Linked DNA regions of Mus musculus: all the other regions are linked to region 1. A link is a loop called in an ENCODE intact Hi-C map of the cell type or tissue named here. Cell type or tissue: heart. All regions are shown on one strand. Each heading gives the region's core, and the rest is flanking DNA. Links, peaks and the distances in the headings are about the cores only.

Region 1 (4,373 bases), core at 146-4,145:
TGGAATGTTTAAAATGTTCTAACGCCGTGTTCCACTGTGGGAATAAATGCTGTAGAAGGGAGTTTTAAAGAACCTAGAAGTTAGAGAGACAGATTTCAGAAGAGGTCAAGGGAGCAGTATAACTTCTACTCCGCACCCGGGCATTCGAGCTACGAAGAAGTGAGAGGACTTTGGGTCAAACCCCAACAGGAAAGACTGCTGTTGGAGACGCAGCCAAATGTGTGACTCGTGCCCAGACATCTTTAACTTGTCCTGTCTTGGTGGCCAGAGTGCTTTTATACCATGCAACAACTGTCTTCTTTAGCAGTAAAATTGCTTATTGAAAACAATTTGGATATGAAGAGATCACCATTATCTCCTCCTTAACCTTATCAGCCTGAGGAAAACATGCTTTTTCCTTATTTTTGAAGTTTCGCTACTAAAAGATCAAATGGACTTAAAAGCATTATTTATATACAAGGAGAAGGAAGTTCCCAACATGTTACATGAATCCAGTTCAGCTAATAGCTGTAAATAAATGGTCCCCAAATCCCAGAGGATTTCTGTCTCTCACTGGAGCACAATTGGAGGCTCTGTGGGTGTGAGCTGGGGGGGATTCTCCTCCAAATCCTTACAGCGTCTGATCCCTGGGCTGGCAGAGAAGAGGTATGTGGGGGAAATGGAGGAGGAGCCTGGCTATGGAGTCTATGGCTTCTCTCTGTAGTCTAACTGCAAGTTAGCCTGAGAAATAGCATCCAGCTGTCTGTTCAACGAGAAGAGGAAATAAGTAGGAAGAACTAGGCTCTGATGTATAATTTACCCGAAAGGTCACGTTAGCAGCAGGCAAGCTGCATGCTACCCCACGTGGGTTTCCTTTAGGTCTATACTGACTGCTTTGAAAATTCAAATTAGTCCAAACTTTTGAATACCGAATCATTTCGCTACCAAAGAAGGAGATCTACTATTTTTGGTTTCTCTCAAAGATTCTCAAAGATCCAGAATTCTCAGATATTTTCTGCTTCTGGCTTCAAATGGTCCAAACCGAGTCGGGGCTGCCCCCTGAGCTTATGCACGGTCTCCAGTTGGCCTGGCAGCCTGGTGCACTCCAGATCGACCTGATCCTCCAAGATGTCAAATCCACAGTGGGAAAAACAGAGTGAACAAGGAAAGGACATTCAGAAATAGATCCACTGGGAGTAAGCAGAGTTCAAGCCTGGGCTTTTCAGGCCATCCAATGAATGACTCCTGACTGAGGGGAAGTCTCTGCAGGCAGAGGCTCAGGGCAACACAGACTGAGAAATCTGATGATCCCCCCACCCTTCAGTCTTTGAATAAACAGCAACAAAACCAAACAAACTAGACAGATTCCAACAGAGCAGTAACAACAATAAAGGAACAGAGATTTAGCTGTTGGACATACAAACCCAAACCTGCTAGCTGGCTTGAACTAGGAGGCAGGATCATAGCGGGCATCTTTGAAGCGTGTGTCCATCCTTCTGGATTGACTAGCCTGCTGTGAAGGTAGACTTGGAAGTTAAAACTGATAAAATGTAGACGAGAAGCTTACAAACTGATTGCAGAAAATTCTTTTAGAAGGGGTACATGGCAGCCCTAGGAGGGGCCAACGAATCTCATTCTCCCAGACTCCCCCAAGTTCTGAAAATTCCTAAGCCAGCTTTGTTTCCGCAGCCCGCTGACAGCAGGTGGCGCAGGACCCGCCCACCCCTGCTGGTTTTGGTCCCACGGGGGAAAAACCGTGGCCAGAGATCCAAAAAAGCAAGGCGACTCCTTTTTCCTGCCTGGGTCATTTCCATGAGTCATGCACGCACTTTAATCTAGTCCTAACTATGGGAGAGGAACATCAAAACGACTGTCTGATCTTTTTATCAGTATCTAGTGGAAAACAAAAATCCCCTTTCATAGGATCCTCACAGGACGTGTTTATTTGCCCTTTTCATCTCGTTGCCGGCTCTTCCTTCCCAGAATCAGTACGGAGGAAGAAAAAGGAGCCTCTGCGAAAGGCAAAGAAAGGGTTTGATGGCTCAGGTCGGGCAGAGATGTCAGCCTGGAAGGAACAAGTCTCCTTAGAGTAACTTAAGAATTCTTCTCGCTGAATGCTTTCCAGCTGTTTGTAGGAGTGTGCGGGTCGGATCTCTTTGGCTGGAAAAGCGGAGGACCTGTTGGATGATTCTAATCTTAGACTTTTGGTGTCAGGTGGATGGATCTGGAGTTGAATCCTGAATGTAACACTGGTGAGCCGAGTGACTTTAGGCAATGTCTTTGAGTAAGTTTAAATTTAGCGTTTAGATCCATAAAATGACCACTAAAATAACAGTATTGATACAGTGCCCACATACCTGTCAACGATTAAGCTTCTAATCTCTGCCTGACATTGATTTATGGATTTTGGGTGTAATGTTTGATTTAACCACCACAGCAATCTCAGACTTGAGTACCATGACCAGGCCCATTTTACAGATTGGGAACCTGATACACAGAGTTAGAAGAATGTGTTCAGTGTCTTGAGGTTAGAAGGCAGCGTAGTACCCTCCTCCAGTGGTTAGGGAGTCTTTAAATATGCTAGAAGATTAGTTCCCAGTAAATGAACAGCGTATAATATATTTTAAAATAAAAGAGAAACAGGAAAGAGTTCCCCTTCCAACTGCTCCAAGCACTAATCACGTCTGTTTCAACCAAATGAATGATTCTGTCGTTACCCTTTATGTGAGAGCAATTCATAGTATGTCTTACGTTTTAGCCCAAGTTACCCAAAATCATGGAGAATCTTCCTATAAAGGCTGCAGGCATCACCAGACTCTGGGCCAGGAAACGTTATATTCAAGAATCTGCTCTGTTCATCTTTTGAGCCTAAAGGGGCTCTAGCGGACCCACGCATCACAAACGTGGCCTTGCACTTCCCCCTCCCCATCTCCTTTTCCTTGCTAAAATCTCTTAGATTACATTCCTAAAGCTAGCCACCAAAGTCACTTTCCTCATTTGGGCACTGTCTCCTCCTGAGGCTGACTACCAATGTCCAGCTAGCATAGTACTGAAGTCTGGCATTCAAAAGCCTCTTTTTGGTTGCTGTGATTAACATGTCCAATCAAAATTAAACACATCATCCTATGCCGCCATATGCCTACGGGCCAGATCTGTCTCCTCTCTATCCAGAGAAAGTCCTTTGTCCTTTGGGGACAAATATCCCTCCCCCACCCCCTTGGTCCTTTCCCCTTCTCTCTCATCCTCTATCTCCTGTCTTTGTCTCTGATTCTCTGACCTTTGTTCCTTTTCAGTAAATACAGCTTCTTCGCGCTGAGAACTTTGTCTTGGGCCGGAACCTGTCCTTTCACAACTGACTAAACCAAGGCCATCAAGCTACTGAAAACCTACTGTCTATGAATGAGCAATAAATGTAGGAGTGTGCTTTAGAGCAGAATATAATCTCTTCCCTCAATGTGTGCTTCACAGACATGTGTATCATGCATACATGTGCTTGTATATACACACACACACATACACCCCTACTTGGGCATTCAAGACCACACTTTGGAAGTGATCCAGCTTAAGCTGGATCTTCCTGTGAGACTGTTTGGGACCACGGTCAACTAACACAACAGAAAGTAGGTTTTCACTGTTCTGGAGTCCGGAGGCCAAGGTCAGTTTTTTCTGACACTTCTCTTCATGGATTGGCACCAGTTCGATGCCTCATGGCCTTTTCTCGGTATATGCCTGCAGAGTCTGATCTTTTCTTCTCTCTCCTCGTCCTTCTCCTCACTTTTCTCCTCTTCCCTTTCTCCAGAGCTTCTGGATTAGAACCACATTCCTGCCGACATCTGTAACACCCACTGCTCCTTAAAGCTCTCCACAGCCTTCTCACCAGGGATTACGGCCTTAACATGGGAATCCGAGGAAGACAATTCAGCCCATAAAGACTGGCTGAGGTCGGGGCCCGTGCATTTCACAAAGCTGTTCTCAAATTATTCTCATTTTCCATGGACGGAGGTCATCTGGTCACCAGCAATTATGAAAGGCTATGAATGGGGCCTTTCTAGTACACAGCCCTTGAACACAGGTTACACAGAGCAGAGCAGACCCAGTCAGTTGCGGGTTTTTTGTTTTTTTTTTTTTTAGCAGAGTAAAAGAATTCTTGGACTATGGGGTGGTAGTCTCCCTGAGATTAGGTCTTGGTGGCTACGGTAATCCTAACACTAAAGGACACATGAGAACACAGGTAAACAAAGAGCTATGAACTGGAAAGGGCCAAGCTGCAGAAGGAATGCATGTTTTCAAATGATTCGCATCCTCTCCTGTGTATCGCTCATGTGAATGAAGCTTGCCTGTCCTGACTAACCATGGGCAGGTTTTCCTACAGCCTCAGAAATCTCAACGGTGCT
Region 2 (4,373 bases), core at 189-4,188, 110 kb after region 1:
CGTCAGAAATGTCCAGCTGGGAAAACCACAGCCACGTAGAAGGGAAAAAACCAGATCTGGGCTTATTTTGCTGACTACTCAAGTGTCAGGCCCTTGATCATGTATTACCATCACCTACCAATTACTGAGAAACTTTTTCTGCCCGTTCAGTATCATTTGCTGAATAGCCGTATCGTTCACTAGATGTGGGTCTGTCGTGACCCCTGTATCATTTTCTGTCCTTTCCAGTTGCTCCCTGAATAATCTCTTGTTTCCTTGTTGCTGGGCAGTAAGTCGGTTTATCCTCCCCTCTGCTGTGCTATCGTCTGCATCTCTCTAATGAGCCTCATCCTGTATTTGACAGACAGTTTCTGTTTTGACAAGGTAAAATTGATCAGTGAATTATACTCGTGCAAAACATCTACACACACACAAACCCACTACAGAGAAAGATTCAAGTGTTGTCCACTTCCTTGCAGATAATAACTTGGGAAGCAGTTTTAATGGGCAGATGAATTCTAAATGGAGGTCTCTGTTTAAACTTCACAGTCCATAAATAGACACCAAGTGCAGACATCCTGCCTTTTGACCTGACTTTTGCCACTGGAAGCATTTAGGAGTACACTAGTATTTCTTTGCTCTTCTGTAAATGAGACTGGGTTGGTATACACCCAGTAAGATGGCTAGACAGATCCTACCATGCTCATCTGTCCCTGGGACCCTATGGAGAACCCTGACCAAGCCTTTGGAGCTCATTGGCTTTCGGTAGGACCCGGTTGAATTCTGAATTCAACGACTCCAGAGCGGATGTTTCTTGTGAGCCCGGCTCAGGAGATAGGTAGCGTGAGAATATGAAGTTGCATTTCCAATTTTCATCTCACAGACTTAAATAGATTCTGGGGGAAAAAAAAGACAAAGACTGTAGAAATATTCAGATTTAGTATCAGTAACTTGCAGCTTAAAGAAAGCATGACAACCCAAGATTGTCTGGGAACGTGCACCCTGTGGTACTGCTATTCTAACTGCAGGGACTGAGGGGGAGCACTGTTGGGACTGTTATAGACCTACCCTTCAGCATAGAAGGGACACACGTCTGCTCACCTGCCATGCCTCAAAGTCCGAGTTCCAAAGTTAAAGACATTTAAGCTTTCTTTGAGAAGGAAAATGACACTGGAAATCCTGTGCTAAAGAGAACAGAAGCCCTGAAAACTGTCCGTGGGAGCCAGTTTATGTGCCTTCAGTATATTCCCTAAAAGGGTCTCAGACCACCTTCCCTCAAAGTTAAGAACCAAACTGTTTCAGCCCAAACTTCTTATTTCGTAGAAGAAAAGAACACGCAAGCCAAATCTTTAAACAACTTGCCAAAACCCCAAACAATATCCCTCACTTGCCAGAACAGCCTTTAATTGAGAGCGGGACTGGTTCCTGCCAGTACTGGGGAGAGACCCTACTTGCAGGCACTGCACAAAGCTCCAGCCCCTGCCTTGCCAGTTCTCCCTCAGTGTCCAAATTAAATTTAGAGAGGAAGACGCGAGGTCATGGGAAGGGTCCTTGCTTCCTGGAGGTTTCAAATCCCAAATGGAGGCTGGAAACTGGTAAGGGATCCTCCTTGGGAACTTCTGAAAAAATAACTCATTTGAAAGTATCCCGATGCCAAGAAAAACGTGACCCTGTCCCCCGCCCTTCGGCTCTCCCCACAGCCCTCCTTCCTCCTGGCAGGTAACCTGGGCTTCCATGGTATTCTTTCAGCTTCCTCGGACCTCCAGCTGAGCTTCCCGTAGGGAGGAGGGATACAAAAGGCATTAGCCTGGAAGGACTGGTTTTACCATCTCTTTTCAGACCGCTGTTTCCTCTTTGGAAGACCACGTGTTTTCCTTAATTCGGTTTCCTGTTCCCCATCCTGCTGTCACCTCATCTTTACCCCCCACTTCCAGCCCAAGCTGGCAGATCACTCAGCTTCTCAACCAGCCACACCAGTGTTTCCTTTCCGCCTTTTTTATTTAAAAAAAAAAATGAATTTCCTCTTCTGACTCCTCCAGCTTAAGGACCCCTCATCTTTGTCCGAGTGCCATAGACAGTAGGACTCGTGAGAAGAAGGCAATTTAACAGCTCTCTCAAGCCTTTCTTTGGACTTCATTCACTAGCCTCTGATTTGCTATCTGTTTCTCCCACTTCCTGTTTCCTAGGGTGCATTTGTGTTCACTGTAGCATAGACTCAGATAGCCAGGTATTAAAGGTACAATATGTAGATGCTCTTGAATATCAGAATAGAAGAAATTGTATAGAGAACTATGAGATTGCAGGAAGGCAGAAACACAAGAAGAGCTACTGTGAGGTTTGTGTTTCAAAGAATTTAGAACTTCTAAATGAGAGTAAGAATCACAAAGTGCAGCTACGTCTTGAAGTGTCAGAGGAAATACCTGTTTTTACTGAACCAGTGCCATGCAAATACGTATGCACAACATCGTCGTCCCTCATCCTCGTGCGAGGCCCAGGTGAACGGCCATGCTCAAGCTTCCACCCTCATCCCCACAAGGAGCCTTACAGGACAACAACGCCAACAGGAAGCAGAGAAGCAGACAGGGATGTGACTGTGAAGACAAATCTCAGGCAACTAAAGTAAAAATCTCCTCCGTTTGTCAATTTGAAAAGGACCATGCAGCTCTGGGAACACAGGCTGGAGCTCCCTCAGGTAAGAATCCTAACGAAGAGACTTCACCCGCTGCGTTCATGAGGTTGTTTGAGAGATCTGGGGGGCTCAAACACCCAGTAAGGTCCAGAAATTCAAAGTCAGAACCAGAAGTCCAAGGCGAGGCCCAGCGCGGGCCAACTTGAGGAAAGTGCACACTGCTTCATTCTGGGTTTTCTGTCTCCCTCTGTATTCCTAAACAGTCTCCAGCCCGTTTCTTTTCTATTCTGTTTGGTTTGTTTTTTTTTGTTTTTTTGGGTTTTTTTTTTTTGTTTGTTTGTTTTGAGATAGGATTTCTCCATATAGCCCTGGTTGCCCTGGAACTCACACTGTAGACCAGGCTGGCTTCCAACTCAAGAGATCTGCCTGTCTCTGCCTCCTGACTGCCGGAACTAAAGGCTCATGCCATCACCACCTGGCTCAACTGTTTCTCTAAATGGCTGAATATCTTGATTCTCTAAGGATTTTTCCATGTTTTCTCCACCCCCCCCACACACACACAAAAGATGCAATTGGGGAGGAAAAGTGGTTTTTTGTGTGTCACCACTATTGAGTGTGGGGTTTTTTGGTTTTGTTTTTTTTTTGAAAGCTTCAACATTGAATTTTCTGGGTCTCTTCAGCCACATGGTGAGAAAGAGAGTGGGAAAAGTAATAGGCCTTCAGTCCTGGACTGTGATCAGAGAGCTTCGGGGTGTGTCTTAGTTAAGCTGTCTATAGCTGTAACGAAACATCATAGCCAAGAAGCAAGTTGGGAAAGAAAGGGTTTATTCAGCTTACACTTCCACATTGCTGTTCATCACCAAAGGAAGTCAGGACTGGAACTCAGCAGGGCAGGAACCTGGAGGCAGGAACTGATGCGGAGGCCACGGAGGGGTGCTGCTTACTGGCTTGCTTCCCCATGGCTTGCACAGTCTGCTTTCTAGTAGAACCCAGGACCATCACCCCAGGGATGATACCAACTACAATAGGCTAGGCCCTCCTCAATGACCACCTTACAGCTGGACTTTATGGAGGCACTTCTTCAACTGAGGTTCCTTTTTCTCTGATGACTCTAGTTTGTGTCAAGTTGACACAAAGCCAGTCAGTAGAGGGTGGAAGGGAACAGGCAGAAAGGAATCACATTAGTGGGTGTTAGCCCAGGTTTCCCCTGGGAAACACCTTATGACTCTCCCTTCCCTCCTGGTACTCAGTGTCCTCTACACTCGATTAGCACATGAATCTTCTCATTCCCACTATAACAACCATGTGCCCTTGTACCCCATGCCTGTGCCCTTCACACAGAATGGTAAGAATAGAAGGAACTTTGTTGGAGACATTATTAAGTGAAAATGGTATAAAGAAAGGAAAATAATTAATTTCTCACAGTCAGCAAAGTGGCAAGGAGACTGGCATGATTGGGTTGGCTATCCATGAGATGCCAGGATCCCTTCTAACTCAACACATCAGCCTACTTCAGTTCCTACTTAGCAATGAGCATTCTTTAGTATCTGCTCTTTAGAACTATTGATCAATGCTAATCCTGTGCCACACCTGTGCCCTTAGTAGGACACAAGAGTCAAGCTTTTTCTCAAATACATTCATGCACCAAGTCCCCAGCCCTGCCCCACCTTCATCTTGGCTCAAAATATATGGAGAATGTGTGGTCATAAGCCTGAGAGGTAACCAATGTTCCAGTCATCTCGACAGAAGGAAAGTCCAGAGTCCA
Region 3 (4,373 bases), core at 141-4,140, 410 kb after region 1:
GCAGATTCCTAAAGAGTCTTAAGTCAGAATACAGCAGAGTTATCTACACTCTCTGCAAGGTAGACAGCCAGTTTAGGCGCCCATCCGTGGATGACGAGGTAAAGAAAGCGTGCTGTCAGCATACGCAAGGCAATTCTATTCGGACACAGAAAAACGGAGCCATGCTGTCTGCAGGAAAATGCACAGATGTTAAAGTAAGCAGGACTCAGATAAATACGGCATATTTTCTCTCTTCTGTGGAATTGTGTGTGTGTGTGTGTGTGTGTGTGTGTGTGTGTGTGTGTGAGTGACATACACACACGGGCCCCAAAGTAGAAAGAGGACTATTTGATAGGAAGGGGGCCAGTGGGATGAGGTATCGGGAGGGTAGTGGTGGACATCAGAGTATATTACACACATGTATGAAATGTCATAAGAAAGCCCACCACCCATACAGTTACTATGTGCAGACAGCATTGCTTGCTTCCTGCCAGCTCTATCTTACCCTGTGTCTGGGTTCGCAGTTCCTGCACTTGCCATCCCTGGACACCACCCCCCTGACTGCCTTAGTTCTCCACTGCCTCCCAGGTTGCTTGGCTGAGACGGCACAGCTGTCCGCCTCCCCGACACAGACTCTTGGATCTTCCTCGGGGCTGTGTTTTGTCACTAACTTCAGGAAAATCAAATTAACTAGATCACATGGGCAAGTTTCAAGCAATGGGAAAGCCCCCTGACTAAGGACAAATGATCTGGACTCAGGGTGGTTTCTTGCTAATCCTGCCTTGGTGTTTTCCTGGGGCCAAATTCTGTCTCTTTAAACCTCTTGCCTAGCATCTGACCTCCCTTCTCCATGCAGCGCCCCTCAGGGCACAGCAGATGTTTCTACCAGAGAAGGATCTTTTTGGTTCGGAGGCTCCTACAGGAAGGAAGGGCATTTTTTTTTCCTTCACAAGCATCTGCAAATACCAGGGGCATCCGTTAGCACTGCTTGTAAACTGAAAGCTGAGTAAGACAAATCTTGCCCTCAGGTAGACCCAGTCCGAGGAGGACAGTCCACCCTACTCAGCATGTACTTGCCTAGTCCATCCCTTGTGCCAACCTTTCTAGTAAGACAGTGATAGTAGACTTGAAACCCACTTCTGTCTTCATTCCCAGTCTGGTGGTAGGGACAGACAGACGAGTGAGGAGCTGTGTGCTGAGGAGGCTGGAGGAAGGTTCTCTGCACTGTTACAGGGGCTGTAGCCTGAGGGGAGCTCAGTTAGTGTCTAGGGCAGTATGGGGTGACTGACCATAGGGCCTTGGAAATGTGAGCCCATAGGCTGATAAAAGGGGTGGGGCTGAGGGGGTCTAGATGGGCCGCTCATCAGTTAAGAGCACTGTTGATTCACTCCGGTCCCAGTTAACTGTAACTCCAGTACCCTCTTCTGACCTCCTCCGGTACTTAAGCACACTCCGGATGCGCCTATGGACATGCAGGCAAAACACTCTCCCTTCAAAGGAATAATTCCAATTAAAAAAAAAAGTCCGCCGTGCCCCAGGGAGCACTGCATGAAGGGAGCACGGGCACCAGTCCTGGGGGGACACACCTCGGGAGAGCATGGTAGGGTTAGCTTTTGTTCTCCCTTCCCTCGTGCTAGGAAAACTCAGGTTCTATCAGAACACTGCCAAGTGGTTTTCATGTTTCAGTTTGAAAGTCTTGAGGCTTAGAACTGTGTCGTCCGTTATCAGCCTGACTGAGAGTTAAGTGAGATTGCTGTTCCTGACAGAGAGCATTGGCTGACCCGCGTGCTCACGAAGGAGTCGCTGTTGGTTTAGTGGGAATAATAGTTTCTGTCACACTCTCGCCCAGTACACGGTTGTTGTTAAAACTGGAAAGTGGTTCCGACGGGAGGTTTAGAAGCACGCACCCGACAGTCATGAGTCAAGCCCTGCCAGCGTAAAGCCATAGAAGTGTGATCCTGCTGAGTCATCAAAAGTGAAAAGACACTGGCACTTAGGACGGCTTCAGGGTGCCCCTGAGGTGAGGAAGGCATACTTAGGAAGACCTTGACTCCAGCTATATTTGGGGCAGGATGTCAGAGTGAGTGCTGCTTCTGTTCGAAGTGATTTGTGGGCAGGCTACCTTTGCTATTAATAATCGTCTAAATTACATTTTTAAGGAAAGAGCGCCCCCTACCGAGCAAAGCGTCGTTTTTCCTGATCCCCTTCCCTTCCTGTGACCTTCGGGTTTTCCAGACAAGGCAGTCAGCTCTAGTTGGTTCATCTTGCAGTAAAGGGGCAGCCGGCAGCCAGGATGCTCCTAACACCATCTAAACAGCACTTTGCACGTTTCAGTGTCCCAACCAACTGGCTCGTCTCATGATGGACACATTGGCAGAGAAGAAGAGAACTATTCTAAAGAGTGACTAGGGAGAGTGACATATGGCATGTGGCTGGGGCCATGATCTACTGGGAGCTGCACTCTCAGGGGTGGGGCTGCTACTGAGATGATCCTGTTACTGAGATGATCCTGTCACTGCAGGGATTCCTGGGATCCACCTGCAAATCCAGACCTACGGAGGAGTGCGATCCACCTGGGCCTTTTCAGTCTCAGGGTTTTAATAATAAATAGTGTGCTCTCTGCTGAGAAGCTGAGACATGGACGCTTAGCAAACATGCCAGCGTCTTAGCTAAGGAATGCTATTTCATAATTTTGTAGTCATGATTTTTAGAGGGTTGATACACTTTTGGTAACATGGCTTAATTAATTACTTGGCATGTATCTTAGATTTTCCACTTTGCTGAACTATACAAGCATCTGGTAATTTTTAAGGGATATGTAACCTACGGGCTGAATTGATCCGTACTTGCGACATGTTCCTCTGTATTATACAGCCTGTAAAAGGATTTATATCAAGATCATGAACTAATTAATACAACTACAGGGGCTGGCGAGATGGCTCAGCTGTGACAAGCATTTTTGCTCTTGCAGAGGACCTGGGTTTGGGTCCCAACACCAAGATGGCAGCTCACAGCCATCTGTAACTTGGGTTCTGAGAGATCTGACACTCTCTTCTGGCCTCCATGGGCAGTACTCAGACACATGCAGACACACACACACACACACACACACACGCACGCACATACACACACACAAATAAATCTTTTAAACCCACAACTTTAAGGAGTTAGAACGTGGTATAGAATGTGTGTGTGTGTGTGTGTGTGTGTGTGTTGTGTGTGTGTGAAGTCAGAAGCACCAAGTGTAATTCACAGGAGTCCAGTCATTTGTTTTGTTGTTGTTTGAGCTTAAGATATATCTTGAAATGACAGATGCCTAAATAATGAATATTAACTGACCGAATAGCTAATAGTCATGAGAAGATGGTTTTAAAATTATAAAATACTCGGTTATGGCAAAAGTTATACTTTCAGATTAGCCCTCAGAAGCTAATGTGAGCCAGGGGTAGCGATGATCCCAGCACTTGGAAGGGAAAGCTGGGCAGGCAGGCAGCTCGAGGCCATCCTTGGTCACAGTGGGTTTTAACTGATATATGCGACCCTGTCCAAAAGTGAGAAATAAGCCATAATTTCATGAGTTGATACAAATTAAGCATTTCTGGTAATGTTATCCCCGGTTCTTGGCAAAGTAGGCCAGGTGCCCACAAAGAGGCCTGTGCTAGAGAGTTGGACCTCAGTGTAGGATGTCACTGTGGCTGCACTGCCACCAAGCCTGGGCAGGCGCTCCTAGCCCCCCTCCAGCCCCTGATGCTCTCCAGTTCCCTGCACGCCAATATGGAGAGTGGCTCTGTGTCTTTTAAGGGATGACATTGATGATGCAGTTAATCTTCTATGAGACCGCAACAGTAATGTTTTCGTGTAAAACAGCCTGGAAACCCATGCTTTGCACTCGCTACTTAACAGCTTGAATGTTCTTAACAGCTTTAGATGTCTCTAAGAGAGCTTTGAAACGATGCCCATGCCTAGTAACTAAGTTAGTACTGTTCTTAAAATCATCAAGCATTGAGTGTCTTCCCGGGCCGTGTTATCACAGAGCGTGTGTGATCCACATAGCTTCTGACCAGATGGAGATCATGTAAGAGTCCCACGTTTAAATATGCTGGTCACCAAGGTTGCTCTAGGAAGCTTTGTTTCTGATGCCGTGTCCTCGTGCCGTAGGGAAATTGCACCTGTCATTTGACAGAAATTATATGATCCTAGTACCCACACTGAACAGACCCAATCCCTGACTCCTGAGCCCAGAAGAGCCTCCACCATAGTCTTCATGTTCTTCATGTTTCTAGCCAAGTATTACCTTCCGAACCCGATGGGAAAAGGCGGCAGTGGGGTGGGTAATGGTTCTATTTGGTGCTTTCATGTATGCAATAGTAAGTATTGCATACATGAAATAGTAT
Region 4 (4,373 bases), core at 125-4,124, 320 kb after region 1:
CCACACTCTGGTTCATCTCCAAGTCTGTTTGCTTCTTGACAAAATAATTGATGATGATGATGATATATGATTGCTTTTAAGAATGATTGTCCTAATACAGATGCAGATGCTCACAGCCAACCACTGGACTGAGCACATGGAGGAGTTAGGGGAAGGACTGAAGGAGCTGAAGGGGGCCCTTATCTTGCCTCAGTGGGAGGGGAGGCCCTTGGTCCTGTGAAGGCTTGATGTCCCAGTGTAGAGGAATGCTAGGGCAGTGAGCAGAGTGGGTGGGTGGATGGGGGAGCAACCTCATAGAAGCAGGAGGAGGGGGATAGAGGGTTTGCAGAGGGGAAACCGGGAAAGGAGATAACATTTGAAATGTAAATAAATAAAATATCCAATTTTTTTAAATGTTCAAAAAAAGTTAAAAATAAAAATAAAAGAGAATGATGGTTATGATGGCCTTGGCCCAGTGGTTCATATGACCAAGGGCTGGTGCTGCAGAACTTTGGCTGGGAGGGGGAGCAGTGAGTTACCCTGAGACATTGATGACAAACCAAAGGCAGAGAAGAGAAACTCAAGCGAGTGAGATGCCAAGGGGACCATGTAAAATGGGGGCCTCCAATGGAGTCGCCAGCTGTCTCTTCAAGGTGCAGAGGGTTCAGATAACACCAAGTTCAGTGTTGATCTGAATTCATTGCTCACAGCACCTGGAACAGGCAAACCTCAGCACAGCAATTCCTGGAGGTTCCTGAAGACCCTAACCTACACAAGAAGTCTCTAGAAAGGCTTAATGGGTCCAGACAAGCAGGCTGTGATTGAAACTCAATTCTAAAAGAATAAAAAGTCGTAAGGAACAGGAGAAAGTGGCTGTGTATACAACCATAGTTAGGCACCTCTGCATCCACAAATCCATAGATAGCCATCCAGGTATAAAGCAAGAAGAAAGTGAGGTGCTAATAGCCCTTTAGCAGAACCAGCTCGGAGGCTGGCTCTGTGGGCCTTAATGCTGTAGCAAAGCTCATGGTACTGAGGGAATTCATAGTTGGCCTCAAGATTTAGCTCCTGGGTACCAAGTAACAGACAAGCCACAGAAGGAAAGAAAATGTATTGAAACAACCATGCAAAACCAAGTCTTAGCATCTATATCCACCCCAGACTAAGGGTTAACGGAAACCTGCTTGACAACTCTTTTGTATCTCCACAAAGTGAGCATTTATGTACAAAATCAATACTCTGAATTCTTTAGCATGCCTCTGCTATAGATAGGGAGCAAGCCTACCCCCTACCCTAGGGACATGTGTTACCTCCTTTAATAAGAAGAAGGTTAGGAGCAAAGATAACCATCTTAAAAGATATGCTTCGGCCGGGCAGTGGTGGCGCATGCCTTTAACCCCAGCCCTTGGGAGACAGAGGCAGGCAAATTTCTGAGATCGAAGGCAGCCTGGTCTACAGAGTGAGTTCCAGGAGAGCCAGGGCTACACAGAGAAACCCTATCTCGAAAAACCAAGAGATGCCTCTCGGAAGAAGGCTCCCTCCAAAGCCACAAAGAACTCAACCAGGAAGCTTTTAAGCAAACTGTCATCTGGCCACTTTGGGGAGAATCCTACAACAATAGTTGAACATCTGCTCTTTGCCAGGCACTTCTTGGCCAGAATGCAGAATAAGCACCCATTACCACAGCTGTGGACATCACTTGTCTTTCGGCGGGAGCGAAAGTCAATACCTTGGAAGCGCAGAGGCTACCCAGGCTCTCAGTTCAGGCTGCCCCTAGAATCATTTTGAAAGTTTTCTTTATAAGCGACAGTTGCCTGTCTCTACCCGTAGAGACTGTGACTTTCTCTGCCGGGGAAAGCAGTCTGTCTGGGAATGTTTTAAAAGCACCACAGGTGAGACTTCCACACAGCTGGACTGAGAGGGGTGCTTTGCAAACTCCAAGTGCATGCGACTCGCGTGCGATATTGCAAAACACATAGACAAGGCCTTGTGCTTTTAACTACCTCCCAGTTCATGCCCGAACTGTTTGTTCGCGGGCCATACACTGAGGTGGGAGAGAATGGCACTCTGTGACAGGAAAGGAAGTTCCACCCAGGGCTCTTGGTGCATGATGGCTCCCTAGTCAGCAGCCACCCTACCCACCCCAATCTATGGCTCTGCTTCGGCAGACTGTTAAATTGAACAGATGTCCCAGGGCTCAGAAATGACCGTCTGAGTTAGTTATGAGCTGCGGGGGCGGTCGGGGGGGGGGTGAGAGTCAAGCGGTGAACTTTGGAAAAACGTATCTTCTTTTGTTTTACTTTGGCTCTGTTTGTGGGGAAAGTCCACACGCAGAAATTTGTGCAGCCCTGGTTCAGACAGTTGGCAAACAGGACTGCGAACGAGGAAGGAGGACGCGAAGGATAGAGGACTCGACTAGCGTGCTACAGAGCATACCGCTAACAAAGAACCTCTGCCAACCAGCCTCAGCCATACAAAAGTTAGACTTTATGAACACCTCCCACAGTGATGGCTCTTCTTGCTGTCTTAGGCTCCTGACCACTGCCTTCTTAGTCCCCGTTTCCTGAAAGGAAGCGTCTAGTTAGGTGAACTGCACACCCCTCCGAGCCATCAGATGTGTGCGTTCCTTCTACCGTTACCTGCAAAGCTCAAAGACCACCCCCCGCCATGGCTCCCAGCATAGAATCTCCTTCATGCAACGATCTCTCTCACACATTTCCAATTACTGTACTCAAAATGTCCACCCTGTAAGGCCCTATTTTGCTCATGTGTTCCTCTCTAGTCATTCCAAACCAGTGCCAGCCCTGACTTTCTGGGGCACATCTAGAACATTCTCTTGTTGTCTGTGGCTTCACCATACTCTATTGCCCTCATCTATGGTGTATCCCTATCCCCATCATAAACTTCTGCTTGGCATCCATATCCTTCCTTTCTCTCCTTGCCTAGTAGGGTCCTTTGCAAATAGTAGACGCTTGGTGAGAGTTCTCCAGTGTTCACCACTGTTTCCGAACCTGAGATTTCCGGAGGCGTGGCAGATCCCTGGGAATCTGTACTCCTGGCCTTCTAACCAAGAGCAAATGTCTTTGTCTCCTTTAGTGTTTGAAAGTGGGGAACGCCAGTATCCCAGGGGCCAGTGGTGATTTGCTATCAGCTCCTCCTGATTTGAAAGTGTTTTGCTTGTGTGGCCCCTCACAGTCCCACTCCGGATTCCCTCAAAGTCTCATGCCTTGTGTTCCGACAGCCAGGCCATCTAGTCCAACCTCTGGGCTGGGGTATGCATATGTTTCCATAGCTCTGCCTCGGGCTCATGAAGTTTTCTCTCCTCCTAAGGCAGTCTGAGTTCCTTGCGGAGTCAGGGCTTCAGTCTGAAGAAGAAAACAAGAGGGTGTGGTTGGGAGAAAAGTCAAGTCCCAGCCAAATGGATGTCTCCTGGAAAAACCACTCACACAGAGCAAACAGGTATGGCCACTCTGCTCCTTGTACACCCATACAAGGCTGTGATGGGTATACAGCAAGCCACCCAACACTCTGTACAGGCCTGTGAAGCACCGCCACAGGGAGGAACAGGCTCAAATAGGAACAGTGGGAGGAACAGCAATACTAATAAGAGGAAGAGCAGACATTGTACGGATGCACCCAGAAGAATACTTTGAGAGCAGTCTTGCTGGGGGGCGGGGGAGGGAGGGTGCTTGAAAGTGGCTTGGTAGCTGGTAGCTCTGGACGACCAGCAAAAGAGAAATTAGAAACCTCGGCTATCCATCTCTGCTTCTGCCCCAGGCCTCAGTGCACAGAACACCCCGTATGCCTGCCATTTCCCTTGGATACAGGCTCAAAACCACTACCCTGGGTTACATGCCTGACTCTGCCGTGAGCAGATTGTGCGTTGGCCTTGTGTGCTAGAAGCTTTGCTGAGTCCCCTCCTCTCCCACCCACTGGGCCGCCTTATCTATTCAGACAGACTTTCCCACTTGCTCCATTCCTGTGTCAGAGCGGGAAGAGAGTTAAATTCAGGCAAGGCTGAGGAGGGAAGAAAAGACTTCGTGATTAAACTGCTCATTAAGGAACCACGAAGCTGAAGAAGCTAATTTGCACTGACCTAGTTAAGATATCTTGCAGCAGATCATCCGTGAGCGGGGGTTCAGCCCTTCCAGGCATTAGCCAACTGGCTCCCTTTCGGCATCACAGCTATCAATAATTCCATGCTGAGGACCGTCTGATAGGAAATCACCGCTGGCCCCTGGAATGCCGGCCTTCTCCATGGCTCTGTTTTCCCAGTTGTCAGCCCTGTTTATAAATTGTCCATTTATAGCAAAGCCAGCACCTGCTAGGAACACCTCACCCTGCCAAGTGTTGGAGTACATCTCGGAAAGAGACACTATAGGCTCCCCCGCCCC
Region 5 (4,373 bases), core at 289-4,288, 63 kb before region 1:
TGGGGGTTAAATGTCACTCCTCTAAGAGAGCAATGCATCTTTCACCACATCGAAGAGCCTAATCCCACACTTTGTTTGAGCAGAGAAACAGGAGCAGAAAGCGTAAGAAGAGTTCTTAAGAAGTTCTTAAGAAGAGAGACTGGGTTTTGTGGCTGAAAGCTGACACCTAAAGAAGCAAAGAGGAGTCAGTCAGGCCTTACTGGGAAATGTGAGGTTGGCGGCCTGGGATCCCAGCACTTAGGAGAGGCAGAGGGAGGAGAGCTGAGATGAACCAGCACCATGAGCACCAGGGCGAGAGATGTCATAGAAACACCAGACTGGATGGATGGGTCGGATGCTGAGCACACCCATAGATGGAGCATCCTAACTCCATACGGCGCTCTGTGGCCTCAGACTTCACTGAAAGCTTTAGCCCCCTTTGGAGAGTCAGTGCCTGACCCAGGCCTGCTTGGTTGCTGTTTAGTGGTTTAGCTTCACCATGGACATCAGAAGAAAGTATGTGCCTTGGGTGACGATGTCACAGAATAGGTGGTGGAAGGAGATATAGTATTAAATCTTTGAAAAACGTATATATGTATTCAATGTACTGTAATCATATCCACTCTTCAATACTTCTCTCAAACTACCTCAGAACGCCACCAGCCCACCCTCCTCCCAATTTCATGCCTTCTTTAATTATAAATACTAATGTTACTAGTAACTAACTCCCTAGCGTCAATTAGTGCCTAAGCATGGGGACATAAAGTAGGACACAGGCAATCTATTATTGGCTACATTTCCCCCACAAATGTGACTCTGTCTCTCAACAGCCATCATCTGTCAGTGGCTTCGATGTTAGAAATGGAATGTTAGTTCCATCATGTAACCCCCTCTCCATCCATGCTGGGACTTTGACTGGCTTGATCTTATACAGGTCTTGTGTAGCCAGCCAGAGATGCTGTGAGTTAATAGGTGTGCAACAACTCTGTTATGTTAGGAACGCAGCACTTCACGGAACGTAGTGCCCCTCCTTATTCTACAGCTCTTACATTCTTCCCGTACCTTCGTCTGTCATGTCTTCCTTGAGCCTTGGATGAGAGTGAGTAGAGGTGATATAGAAGAACCATCTACTGCTGAATTCTCACACTCACTTGTTCACAGCACTTCTACAAGATCTGAGTCTTTGCATCAGGGCAAAAAGAAACTTCTCTGACCTAGCTTGAGAGCAGCACAATCTATGAGTGTAAATATAAATAGTGAGAAGGCAGCTTGACACATTACCATTTCAGGAAACACCATTAAGTCCCTCGTCTAAAACTGGAACTATCTAGATCTCTCTAGTCATAGTTTTTAACTCAGTTTACAGTGCCAGATATGAAGTCCCTCCAGTGAAATAGGTCTCAAATCCAATCAGAACATGATTGGTTACCACTACAACTATTATGTATCAGTGGGCACAATGCGCTGGCAGGTTGTTATGTGGGTAACACCACATAGCATGTGGGTAAGACCACTGTTTTCTCTTCCTGAGCCAACTTCCCAACACCCTCCAGCACCATGAAAACTAGCCAGCAGGAAGAGAACTTCCTGATAAGTTTGAGATTGAATTCTTGATGTCTTTCAACTAAAGTGTATGGTGTATTCAGCAAAAGAACTTCCCCCTGAACCCCACTTAGTTATGTTGGCAACCAAGATCAAACAACAGCCTACATAGTTCTGGATCCCTCCAGGGCCCCTCTGACCAATAACTTGGTGGGCAAAATTTCATGTCCAGCACTGAAATCTTCAGGAAGGACTTAAACAGAGAAGGAGGATCTAGGGTTTTGGCAGCAAAAGGACCAGAGAGTGAGAAATGGAAAACCAAGCACACTTTCTCTTGGATCATTTCTGTATAGTGCAGCAGAATTGTTTGCCACCCTGAGAAGTACAACAATAGCAGCAACAATAACAGCAGCAGCAGCAACAACAGCAACAACAACAACAGCAACAACAGTAACAGCAGCAATAACATCATCATCAACAATAACAAAACCAAGTCAAGGTGTGCACAGGCTAGATCCAGCCCTTCAGGTTACACACTGAGACTTGGCCATCTAGAGATGCAGTGCACTGCAGCAGCCAGTTGGGGTCAGAGGTGCTTCATCTCAGAGAGCATCCAGGCTTTGCCTATAGCTAGCTCTGTCTTTAATTTCTCAAACTTGCAAACCCTCTACAGTCAGAAAGCCAGTTTAAATTCTCTTGGAGTTTACATTTCTGACCAGGTAGAGCCGATGCCTGGGAAGAAAGAAGTGTCTGATCTCATGGGCCTTGGCGAGGAGATTGGTTTCAACTTTAAAACACTGAGAGTTTTGAGTTTTGTCCACTTGTTCTCGTCCTATCCCATGTACCTCTGTAGATTGTGGATACAGGGCTCTCAAGGACACTGAGCAGTCATGGACACAGAAAAATCATCTCCTTGGCTTAAGCGTGCAAACACCTGGAACGGAGGACTCCAGCCTAGCTTCCTAAATCCTTATCTCCATGGTACCCTGAACACATTGCTTAAGTGATATTGGTGGGTGTAATTGGCTCATAAGTGTTTATAAGCATCCAGGTCAGAATAAGCTTGTGATAACCAACTCTATATATCTCTTTCTGCAGCCTACCTAAGGGATATCACGGGGATAGATAGATGGACAGGATCCATTGTTAGGATTGTTAGGGCCATAAAAATGTGCAAGTGTGGAAAGCCAGGACCTTCCTCCTGTGTTAACCAGCTTTCTGTCACTACAACAAAATACCCAAAGACGTTCAAATTTACAAAGAGGAAAGGTTTGCTTTGGCCATGGGGTTGGAGGTACTACTTGGTCCTATTGCATGTGAACTTGTGTAACAAGGCAAGGTAGAATCATATCACGGTGCCGTGGTAAAGCAACTGTTGACCATGTGGTCAGAATGTGGTAGAAAAGGAAGAGGCAGAGAGGAGGGCCCCAAGGACTACACAACCTCCTACTAGGCCTCTTAAAACGTTTGTCATCTCCCAGTAATGCCAAGTTGACTAAGTCTTTAGTACACAGGTCTTTGGGAGGAGGTGGGGGGCGGCTTTCTAGATTCTAGATATAAACCGCAGTGTTTGAAAGCTGGTTGCGAAACATCTGCGTGCACATCGATGACGACATACATTAGCTGCTCAGCCCAGAAGGCATCTGTGAAAGAGGAGGGGTAATCTCTGAGAATCAAAAGGATCTTCCAGGATAAATCGGTCTAGAAACTATAGTCAAGAATCCCCCAAAGTGATTTTCCTGTCAAGGGCAAAGAAGACATTAAGTCAAAATTTCCTGTAGAATTTTTAATGGTTAGGCGATGGTGCTAAATGGCCCACAAAGCCACGTGACCTCCTTCCCTTTCTAATCCTAATCTTAGACCTTGAGAAAAATCTCAAACCTCTTTAGAAAGAGGCATTATTGTTTCTACAAAGTGTGTGTATGTGTGCGTGTGCGCGTGCGCGTGCGCGTGTGCGTGTGCGTGTGTGTGTGTGTGTGCGTGTGCGTGTGTGTGTGTGTGTGCGTGTGCGTGTGTGTGTGTGTGTGTGGTGTGGGGGGGGGAGTGAAGTTGAGGGACACCATCAGAAGGAAAGAGTGGCTATCTTTCTCCTTTGTGTCACATCAGGGACCATTGAACAATGTATGTTTGCTCATGTTTGTACAACGCAAGAATTTAAACCCATAAAATCAGCTTTGCTTAGGGGAGACAGTTTCACAGGCATAGATGATCATCCTTGCCGCTCCTTCAAAGTTGCTGGGAGACATGGTCAACGAGTCTGCTGGAGTGTAATGTTTAGAGCATTTTATTCACAGGGAGCATTTTAATCTACATTTTTATTGTTGTAATTAAGTGATTTGAAAGACATTATAGACCTGGTGGTGTTCTGGGTGTTTTGGGAAGATGGCCAAATACAGATGGCAACTCATTGGCTCTCTTTATGTAGCCCTGGCTGGCCTGGAACTCACTATGGAGACCAGGCTGTCCTCTAATTTAGAAATCTACCTGCATCTACCTCCTGAGTGCTGGAATTAAAGGTGTGTGTGATGATGCCTGTCTGCTGAGCTGAGTACTTCAAACTGATCTATGGGACTTGAAGTTAGCTTTAGGAAAAGAATTAACGAAGAAATCAACGACCAGTGAAGGCCTGGAGAAACAGAAGTCAAGAGGTGGAGTTGTTGCTCTGAGGATAATCCAGGGCTGAGTAAAGCTTTCTGGAATCACCAATCTAAGGCTGGCTTCTCAGAGGGGCATGAAAAGGCTGGTTCTGGGGTCTCTGAAAGCTGGAGCCAACTGCTGCTGCTGCTGCTGCCCCTGCTGCTACTACTACTACTACTGCACCCACAGGAAGAGCAGTAAACAGAAGGATTGGG
Region 6 (4,373 bases), core at 235-4,234, 390 kb after region 1:
CCTCCGGCTTGCGTCCCCTTCCAGAACCAGGGACTCACGCTCGGATTACTGCTTGCTCAAGGGTGGGCGAGCTCCCGCCGAGCCGCTGCCCCGCCCGGTCTCGCACTACCTGGCGGCGGCCTGGTTGCAGCGCACAACGCCCGGCGCCCGGTTCCCCGCATTGCCCCTGCCCTCCCACCTGCGCCGCGCGCCCGCCCGCCGCTCCGCGCTCCCGGGCCCCGGCCGGGAGGCGCGGCCCCGCTCGCGCCCGCGCCCGCGCCCTCGGCAGCAGCGCGCGCCCGCCCACCCGCCCGCCGCTCCGCCCGCCCCCCGCGCTCTCCCCGCCCCCTCCCTCCCCCGCAGGCACGAGCGAATGTAGCCCGCGAGAGAAAATGGCGGCGGCGGCGGGCGATCGCGCCTCGTCGTCGGGATTCCCGGGCGCCGCGGCGGCGAGTCCCGAGGCGGGCGGCGGCGGCGGAGGAGGAGGAGCTCTCCAGGGAAGCGGCGCGCCCGCAGCGGGCGCGGCGGGGCTGCTGCGGGAGCCTGGCAGCGCGGGCCGCGAGCGCGCGGACTGGCGGCGGCGGCAGCTGCGCAAAGTGCGGAGTGTGGAGCTGGACCAGCTGCCGGAGCAGCCGCTCTTCCTCGCCGCCGCCTCGCCGCCCTGCCCATCTACTTCCCCGTCGCCGGAGCCCGCGGACGCGGCTGCAGGAGCGAGTCGCTTCCAGCCCGCGGCGGGACCGCCACCCCCGGGAGCGGCGAGTCGCTGCGGCTCCCACTCTGCCGAGCTGGCGGCCGCGCGGGACAGCGGCGCCCGGAGCCCCGCGGGGGCCGAGCCGCCCTCTGCAGCGGCCCCCTCCGGGTGAGCGGCGGGCCGGGGCCGGGCGGGCAATGAATGAAGCGAGCGGGGCGCGCTGCTCCCGGGGCTCCGCTCGTTGGGGGTGGGGGGGGAGCCCGCGTCCCCGAGCCCTGAAGGTCGGGCGGCGCCCGGGACGGCGTGGGGACGGGACGGGAACGTGCGGGAGAGTTTGTTATTGTTTGCGGACATGTGACAGGCGTGGAAGCCGCGAAGGTGCGGGGCTCCCCGGGCCGGGTCCTGAGAGCCCCCGCGGCGCGAAGTGAGTTTGGGGGGCTCGGAGCGCGAAGGTGACGGCGGTGGGTCTGCGCGCTGTGACAGCCTAGAGCCCCTCGGCCCCACGGGGACGCGCGCCCGCGGGCAGGTACCGGGCCGGGCTCCGGCGGCGCGCCCCGGGCGGCCGGGGGATTCCGGGGACTGCGGGGGGGGGGGGCGCCTGTCAAAGCGACGCAGGCGGACGCTGCGGGCTCGCGGGGCGGCCGGGTCTGCGGGGACTCCGTGGCTGCCCTCGCTGCGTGTCCTTGGGAATTCCTCCCGCACCTCGGGGGCTAGAGCGCCCGGTGCTGGGAGTTTGAATCCGGCTTTGAAGTTAGCTTTTGGCGGAATGCTGTGGGATCCAGGACCGGATGTGTCAGCCATTCAGCTTCAAAGCTGTGGGGACTGCGCCCCGCAGCCCCGCTGCGTGGCGGGGACAGGGACGGTGCGGGGCTGCCGCTTTGCTCGCAGGGGTCTTCCGGTGCACCAGAAGTAGGATGTGCGTAAGATAGTTTACACCAACGGCTCTTTGGCCTCGCCCTGTTTTGGCTACTGGAAAGTTTTCTGTTAGAGGAAATTCTTTTAAGTATATGATACTTAAAAAAAAAATCTGATGAAAATACACAAAAGCATAAAATCTTGATGGATGTGTGAAGTTGCTGGATATGTTTTCGTCATCGTCACCCTGTGGCCCCCCGTAGAATTTCTTGACGTTTACTGTGGGTGGAGAGTGTTTTATTGTGTGTCGAATCTGACAGTAGGAATCCTTGGTTTCGGTTAGTTATCTAAGTAATTTGACCCCCTTTTGTGCTCTGGATTGTTTAAAATCACGGTCCGTTTATTACTTGGAGGTCGTTTTCCCTCCTCCCAACCCCCAAGCCCAGTAGTAAAAAGTGTGTTGACCCCTGGCTGTGGCAGGATTGGGAGGAAGGTAGGCAGTAAGCAGCCCCGATGCAGCTTTTCTGTGTGTGTGCCCTGTGTGCACTTGTACACGTATCTTCCTCTAGGGTTTCCTGTTTCTGTGCAGATTAGATTAAAACTAACCAGAATAATTCTTAGGTGGCAACTCTTACTACAGATCAACTACAGATGAAAGAAAAAACAGTAACTCAAACTTTGAGGAATTAATTTTATCTAGTCCTGTGAGACCTGATTTTTTTTTCTATATGATAATACAGTTGGCCACACTTAAGCATTTATAAAGTCAATATAACCACCTATGAATATACCATGAGCAGCAACTGCAAAAATGACATATAGAACTTTAGTGTTGCCTCTAGAAATCAGAGGACCAAGGTGAGGGCAGGTAGAATTGAATACCTGAGTAATCTGCTTGATTTTTGCGCATTCTTCTCTCTCTCTCTTTATCTCTTTAAGCAGTGGCTTATAATTGTAAAAGCTGTCTTTAAAATAAATACTGCTAGCTAGAATTCTGTTGGTGCACCTCAAATGTTATATGTGATAGTTTCATTTGCTGTAAAATATCGATTGTCAATCCTTTTGAAATAATACTAACACCCCCCCCCCCCACACACACACACACCCCGCCTCCAGTTTTTGTAACTGGTTTGAAATTCATTTCAAATCTGCGGGTCTAAAACTTATATCATGAAGAAGGGGTTATCCAGAAATGTTGTTGTGTTTTGGGTTTCCTGTTGTGATGTTTTATTATTTTCTCATTTAAAATCTCGGGGAAATGATTATACGGCATGTAGAATCTCAGTTGAACAATGTGGTTCCCTTTTCAAGTAGCGCACGTTCATGCTTTGAAGAGGAAGATCTAATGCTGATATTTTCGGTTTGTTTTCAGTAGTAGTAGAGAGCCAAAGACCCCTCTGCATGTCTAAAGACCTAACGTATTTTTCTTTTGTTTTTTTTTTTTGTTTGTTTGTTTTTTGTTTTTTTTAATCCAGTTTCTAAACGTTGGATGTAGAAATTGAATGTTTAGAAAATACACATTTATAAAAAGATAAGCTATGGGAAATTCATTAAAGTCAAAGATTGCATGTATGTCTGCCCTCTCTCCTTCAGTAAAATAACTCAAGCCAGTGAAAGTTTGTCCTGTAAGTGGCGCCCAAGGGTTTGGGATTTTTTTTTTTCCCTTATGCCACAGAATAGGGGGCTTTTCCTTCCTAGTGACTGTCTTTGAAGAAAAATTACAGTGCTGCTCTGCATTGAACAGGCTGTTGTGAGGTTGGCAGATATAATTACTCTGTCCTATTTTTGTAGTTTCAACCAAACTATCAATCACTTTGCTGCCCCGTGAAAGAGCAAGCTATGCTGGGCCTGTTAGTGTTAGCCTCGTTTAAAACTAGCGATATTTCATAAGCCACCTCTGCTGCTCGGGCCTCAGTTTCACTTCCTTTTAGAAGCTGTTAAGCTAAAAATACCACTCACTGATCATTTGCTAGAGGGAAGGCATAAAAACATTAATAATAAACCTAAAAATAAGTCCTTTCAAACTGTGAGTTGGTGATTCTCTAACATCATAGATGTAGCCCCGGAAGTTAGCCCTGAGTGAATTCCTGAGCTCTGGGACTTAGGGTTTCTCTCCAGGTTTTGTTTTAAACTGGGTAAGGAAACTACTGTATTTTTAAAAGATTAACCTTATTAAATAGGATTCTGGAAGAGAAATATCAGAGCTAGAGTGGTTGCCAGCTTTTGTTTTCTCTTCATATCTGATCTTGGCAAGAGTGACTGGTTAACCAACATTCCTTAATATGTGATTTCCAATACACTATAATGACTCCATTTTGTGAGATAGGCAAACAGGAAGGAGCCCCATTGATTGATGCTTCTGTTCCTCTCCAAGTGTTGCATGTTGTGGAAATGGTCACTGACGTGTGGGCCTGAAGCTTGCAAAATGTGCAGAGGAAGGGGGAGAGAGAGAGAGAGAGAGAGAGAGAGAGAGAGAGAGGCTACAGTTTGCCTAGGAGGAGTCTGCTACCCTGTCCTTGACCCTGCTGGCCAATTCCAAAGGAAGAAGTCGTCAGGGAGAATGGATTATTCTGAGGAAATCTGAGGGATGTTCCAAAATGCAGTTAGTATTGCCTCTGCATTCTGCACTCGGGGCGCTTCCCTGAGCTGAGGGGAAAGCTGTGTTAAAGGAAGTGGGAAAGCGTGAATGGGAAGGTCTTGGTCCATGGCGGGCACTGCTGACCCCGTGCCTGCACTTTTCAACGTAGGATGATTTGTTTGTATCACGGGTGTCACATGCATCCTTTAGACTGGCCGTCTTCCTTGGCCCTGGCCTTTCTGTATCTTTAGTGAAAAGTTACAGTTGCTG
Region 7 (4,373 bases), core at 98-4,097, 190 kb after region 1:
TTCAAAAAATAGGGGTAGCAGGTTCTCCTCTGGGGCCAGTGACCTCTCTAGCTATGCATATTTGGCTAAGCTGACTGTACCACGTGTGAGTTCCATCCTGTTAAGCAGGCCTAAGCCCAGTGAGAGAGCTGTTGGTTACCCCTGAGCAACGAGTGCCACCATTGCACTATTGGGGTTCTCCTTGGGCTGGTCATTGCTGGTCTTCCCTGGTAGCTTGCATAGCACCCTTGGACACTATGGGAGCTAGTTCTCAGGGAGAAGGCTTTCAGATTGGTTCCATCTTGATCACTCCAAGCCTGGGGTCTGAACATGCAGTGTCTTCAACCATGGGTCTTACCTTCAGGTTCTAGGAGGCACCAAAGATGACGACAACAACAACAACAGTCTATACTGTTTGGATGTCTCTGACCAACAACTGGAAGTGAAGCTTACCATGTTTAGCACTGGGTTTTTGTTAACTGGTCTATGACTCTGAAGGGGAAGCATTATCATCCTGTGTCGTATAAAACACCCTCCCCCACACACCTCTTCAACATCAAGGAACTGAAACTTTTAGATGGGGAGCCATTGTCGGGTTTGAGTGACAGTCAGAGGAATCAGACCATGTCTGTCTAAGCCCCAGTCTTCCCTTGTACTATATTCATTAGAGACAACCTATGCCTAGAGCTGCTTGAAGACACAGGTTTCCTTCAAAGAGGGAGACAAGATAGAAGATGACCTCTGAACATCAGAGTTCAGTGGGTGTGGTCAAAAGAACTTCGAGGGGTAGAGAGTTTTTACTGCATACAATGGCCCAAGCAACTTGCTCTTTCTCGTCTCTCATCTCCAAATCTCTGAGTCTTCATGTAATGTGTCAGGCCAGGGAGCCCAGAGGGTCCCTGCCCTGCAGCATCTCCACCAGGACACCTATTAGGCATGCAAGCTGCATGCCATCTGATATCCTCTCACTATTTGTTCCCGATTTCTTCTCTGGGTCAGGGAGAGAGCTCTAAAACTGGACCAAGATCTTTGGTGACTGTTTTGGTTTTTTGTGTTGTTGTTGTTTTGTTTTTAAGCCTTTCTTCCTGGTTGTTCAGTTCTGTCGGAAAAAGCAAAAGGAGCTCTTTCGGAGTTGAGCTTGCTGAGGGTGGCCAGGGTTTGGCCATCTCTGCAAAGCTCGTTGTGTGTTTGCAAAGGTCATTCTCTGTACATGAAAATCCCAGCAGAGCATGCCAGAGCAGGAAGGCCACCAGCTTGCCAAGCATCCAATGTCCCAGTCACCTGCTCTTCCTGCCCTAGGAAGGATGTTGAACAATCTCTGGGGTAAAGACATCAGATGGAATTCGTTTCTTTCCCTGCTCTTAAATCAGCTTCGGACATGGGGGTCTCAGAGCCCCCGCTGACTCCTCCTTTAAGGGCCAGCAGCTGCCGTGTGTGTTGTACGAAGCGAGATCAGCAATATGACATTTGTGGCCATCGCAGAGTACAGGTCATTGTGCTCTGGATGGGATTTCTGAGATGTCATCCTTGGGGAATACCCTTCCTGAGTAATACAAAAAAAAAAAAAAAAAAACAAGCTCTGTGGGCAGAGGTCCTGAGTGGGGTGGAAGTGCACAGTGAGGTGGGGTGGGGGATGTGGCATATAGTGAGCGAGTCACGAGTCACTGACTCTTTAGGAAAGTGACTCTGCTGACAGGAGAATTAGGGCGGGATGATTTTGGCACGCCCTGTGTTGTGTTAGCTGTGCAAACCTTTTCTTTCCTTTGAGCAGTCTCTTTCTAATTGGGTGGGAGCGTCTCTTCTCATTGCACAGAGACCCTGGTCCTGTCAGGTGTTCTGGAGGGTGTGGGAGGGATCCACATGCGGCCTGTGTGGCCAGCCGACTCGCAAGGGGTTCTCTAAGGAGATTTCACACTGCAGCTTTCTGGCTGCTGGCAGCCTCTCCATGTTTCCCCCAATGCATAGTTTTCTCACATTCGTCAAAAGCAACTCTTATCTCTACAGTGTGTTTTAAAGAAAAATGCAGAGTGTCACCGGGGACAACTACCATCTGGCAGGAAGCTGCCAGGCCACGTGAGTGTGTCATGACTGAAAGTGCTTCCCTTCCCAGGGCGCCTCTCTCTTGCCGCTCAGTGGGCAGCTAGGAACACCAGACCCACAGATAATAATGATTCCAATTACTTCCTGTCCGTTTCCCATCTCAAGAGCGGCTGTTTCTACCACACACCCTGCCTCTGTCACCCACACTCAATAAATATAAACACAGCCCTCAGGAAGGGCAAGATGTTAATAACAGGCTCCCTCAAAAAAAAGCCTCCAGAGTCCCCCATACCAACCCTTGTATCCAAGTCAATGCCCCAAGAGAGTTCTACCATGTCCACTGGATAGGACTAGTGCTGCAGGGGTGTGGCTGTCTAGAAACACCACAGAAAAGGCTCCTGCCAGAAACAGACCAAAAGTGCTCAAAGAGACAGCCAGGTGTAAAGATGACCAAATATATGAAAATATACCCTTAATGCATATTTAAGTATATGTGCATACATCTTTTCTCCCATTCTGGTGAGTCAGTCACGTATGCAACTTACATCTGCTAAGTGCTCACTGTTATATAGGACAAGAAATTTTAGACACTGCGGCTTCAAGAAGAAACCGAATTCCCTGGCTTCTGAGGCTGATATTTTGATATCATTGTGTATGTCCGTGTGTGTGTGTGTGTGTGTGTGTGTGTGTGTGTATCATCATCATGTAAGACATGAAGAAACAATTAAGCAGGGTGCTAGAAAATGGTGGAGATTGGGAATGGGAATGGCATTTTTCACATCCAGTCAGGAAAATCCTCACAAATGGGACCGACAGCTGAGGAGACTGAAGAACAAAAGGAAAAGACACAGAGGAAAAACAACCCAGGCAGAGAAATAGGCTAGGCGCATGCAAGGTCCCGGGGTGGGGCTTGCTGCATCTGTGATGTCTTGGTTGCAGTAGCAGTGAGAAAAAGGCATGTAAGAAAGTCGTGGGGGTGGAGACTGAGTTCTGAACCTGTGTCTGCCAGAGGCAGGGCTCTTGCCCAGGGAGAGCCTAGGTGTATACGCTTAGCAGAGTTGCTAGGTAAAGACAAGCACCAAGACCCCTGAGATAGTCACTGTTGGCAGCCCGCTTCTCATCCAGGCTGAGGAGGGAGTTGTGAGTCTCAGTTCTGGCCCAGCAACAGTGGACTTTGAGATGTAGCTACCAGAGGCAGGAAGGTTGAGCCAAGCCAGGCGACAGACCCTGGAGGTCCGTCCAAGCTGGGCTCCGCTTAGCTGAGCCAACAGGGACGGCAACCCCTGGGGCACTGCCACAGATCTTGTCATCAAAGCCCCTGGAATTCAGAGTTTCCACGCATCCATGTGTCCACACATTGAAACTTTCAGCTTGTATCCTGGGAGGAGCGCGAGGTCATCAACTCTGGCTTGCCAGGGCTGTTTGGAGGAAACCGGCCTGCGTTCAACTCTTGTGCACCTGCACTGGGTGCGGCTATTTCTCTGCTGGTTGCCACGGAAACAGAAACAACAGCTGCTACAGAAAGCCCCTTCACACCACAGCCCTACAGCCAACGGCAGCATCTTTGTCTCTTCCCGTTTCCATCCTCCCGAAACTCAGAGCCTAACTGGTCTCTCACTGAGTAGAAAGGGCTCTCAGAGCCTGGCCAGCTTAGCTTTACCACAAACAGCCTAAGCAGGCAGCTCACGGTGTGGTCACAAGTGACCTCAGAGATGACAACCAAACATCCAGGGTGTGAATACTGTCCTTACCATTTCTATCGTTTCTATCAAATGAGTATCCTGAGGATATTGGTTTCTCATTCCACGTGGCAAAGGCCCAATGTCCGGAAGGCAGTTAATTGGTTGTGGTAATTTATGACAACTGATTGTTTTGCCGGCAACTGGGAAATGCATGCCTTGCTTTGTTAACTCACAAATGGATATCGGTGACCTCAGAGGCTTTTACTCTGAGGTAAAGCAAAGAAAGCAAAAACAAGCAACAGCCACCACCACCACCACCACCACCACAACATTGCTAGCTTATAGTTCCTCTTTAAAAATACAACAGGAAGACCTGAGGCCCTAGGTATAGACTGCCTTCCTTCCCTCCATTCTGTTAGGACCTTTGAGTTGGGGGTGGGGGGTGGGGGGTTGGGAGATCCTCAGAAAGGGAGAAGGGTGAAACTGTGGTGTCTCTTTTGTTCTCTCTGCAAATCTGCAAGTTAAATACAGCATTTCCCACGTGTTCTTAATGAGAAAATTAAACCCCAGAGGGGTTAAGTGCCACGTCTGGAGTCTCTCAGGAAACTGGACTCGAGTGGGAGCCCAAATGTTCTAGTCCATACGACCCAGCTTAACTGCAGCTTCCCTACA

What was found. Hi-C counts contacts between places; a loop is a spot of excess contacts. Peaks named below come from ENCODE experiments on the same cell type or tissue, not always from the same donor. Only the 100,000 strongest peaks of a DNase experiment are listed, where the experiment ranks them.
Region 2: it touches region 1 in a loop (4-fold over the local background); 3 of 42 quality-filtered maps call a loop at or near these places.
Region 3: it touches region 1 in a loop (8-fold over the local background); 13 of 42 quality-filtered maps call a loop at or near these places.
Region 4: a loop joins it to region 1, with 1.8 times the contacts of the local background. A loop is called at or near these places in 2 of 42 quality-filtered maps.
Region 5: it touches region 1 in a loop (2.9-fold over the local background); 5 of 42 quality-filtered maps call a loop at or near these places.
Region 6: a loop joins it to region 1, with 7 times the contacts of the local background. A loop is called at or near these places in 8 of 42 quality-filtered maps.
Region 7: it touches region 1 in a loop (4-fold over the local background); 5 of 42 quality-filtered maps call a loop at or near these places.

Annotation. Positions count from the first base shown.
Region 1 is chr13:112,194,368-112,198,740 of GRCm38, reverse strand. No RefSeq gene overlaps it. Among named protein-coding and RNA genes, the nearest start is that of Gm33849, 10 kb to the right of the region's middle. In heart, for the core only: a CTCF peak has its summit at 1,676 (motif pointing right); a DNase peak (open chromatin) is centred at 1,680; H3K4me3 peaks cover 625 bases; H3K27ac peaks cover 731 bases.
Region 2 is chr13:112,082,117-112,086,489 of GRCm38, reverse strand. No RefSeq gene overlaps it. Among named protein-coding and RNA genes, the nearest start is that of Gm41062, 17 kb to the left of the region's middle. In heart, for the core only: no CTCF peak of the experiment used is centred there; a DNase peak (open chromatin) is centred at 1,759; H3K27ac peaks cover 1,244 bases.
Region 3 is chr13:111,786,110-111,790,482 of GRCm38, reverse strand. The region is part of intron 1 of Map3k1 (mitogen-activated protein kinase kinase kinase 1); the gene reads left to right. Among named protein-coding and RNA genes, the nearest start is that of Map3k1, 21 kb to the left of the region's middle. In heart, for the core only: CTCF peaks have their summits at 1,409 (motif pointing left) and 2,160 (motif pointing left); DNase peaks (open chromatin) are centred at 1,283, 2,092 and 2,433; H3K4me3 peaks cover 1,193 bases; H3K27ac peaks cover 1,577 bases.
Region 4 is chr13:111,869,817-111,874,189 of GRCm38, reverse strand. It overlaps Gm15326 (predicted gene 15326), which reads right to left. Exons shown (of 3, transcript NR_130345.1): 2 at 4,076-4,263; 3 at 2,253-3,344. Among named protein-coding and RNA genes, the nearest start is that of Gm15326, 4.1 kb to the right of the region's middle. In heart, for the core only: no CTCF peak of the experiment used is centred there; no DNase peak of the experiment used is centred there; H3K4me3 peaks cover 386 bases; H3K27ac peaks cover 857 bases.
Region 5 is chr13:112,257,333-112,261,705 of GRCm38, reverse strand. No RefSeq gene overlaps it. Among named protein-coding and RNA genes, the nearest start is that of Ankrd55, 29 kb to the left of the region's middle. In heart, for the core only: a CTCF peak has its summit at 2,087; a DNase peak (open chromatin) is centred at 2,115.
Region 6 is chr13:111,804,968-111,809,340 of GRCm38, reverse strand. Map3k1 (mitogen-activated protein kinase kinase kinase 1) reads left to right here and starts at 348. Exons shown (of 20, transcript NM_011945.3): 1 at 348-838. The coding sequence starts at 372. Gm15327 (a long non-coding RNA gene) reads right to left here and starts at 203. Exons shown (of 3, transcript XR_382912.2): 1 at 1-203. In heart, for the core only: CTCF peaks have their summits at 2,081 and 3,152; DNase peaks (open chromatin) are centred at 380, 1,280, 1,460, 1,890 and 1 weaker place; H3K4me3 peaks cover 2,273 bases; H3K27ac peaks cover 2,444 bases.
Region 7 is chr13:112,000,491-112,004,863 of GRCm38, reverse strand. The region is part of intron 1 of Gm15322 (a long non-coding RNA gene); the gene reads right to left. Gm15323 (a long non-coding RNA gene) reads right to left here and starts at 3,855. Exons shown (of 3, transcript XR_382920.1): 1 at 3,771-3,855. In heart, for the core only: a CTCF peak has its summit at 2,126; DNase peaks (open chromatin) are centred at 1,243, 1,753, 1,873 and 3,473; H3K27ac peaks cover 1,752 bases.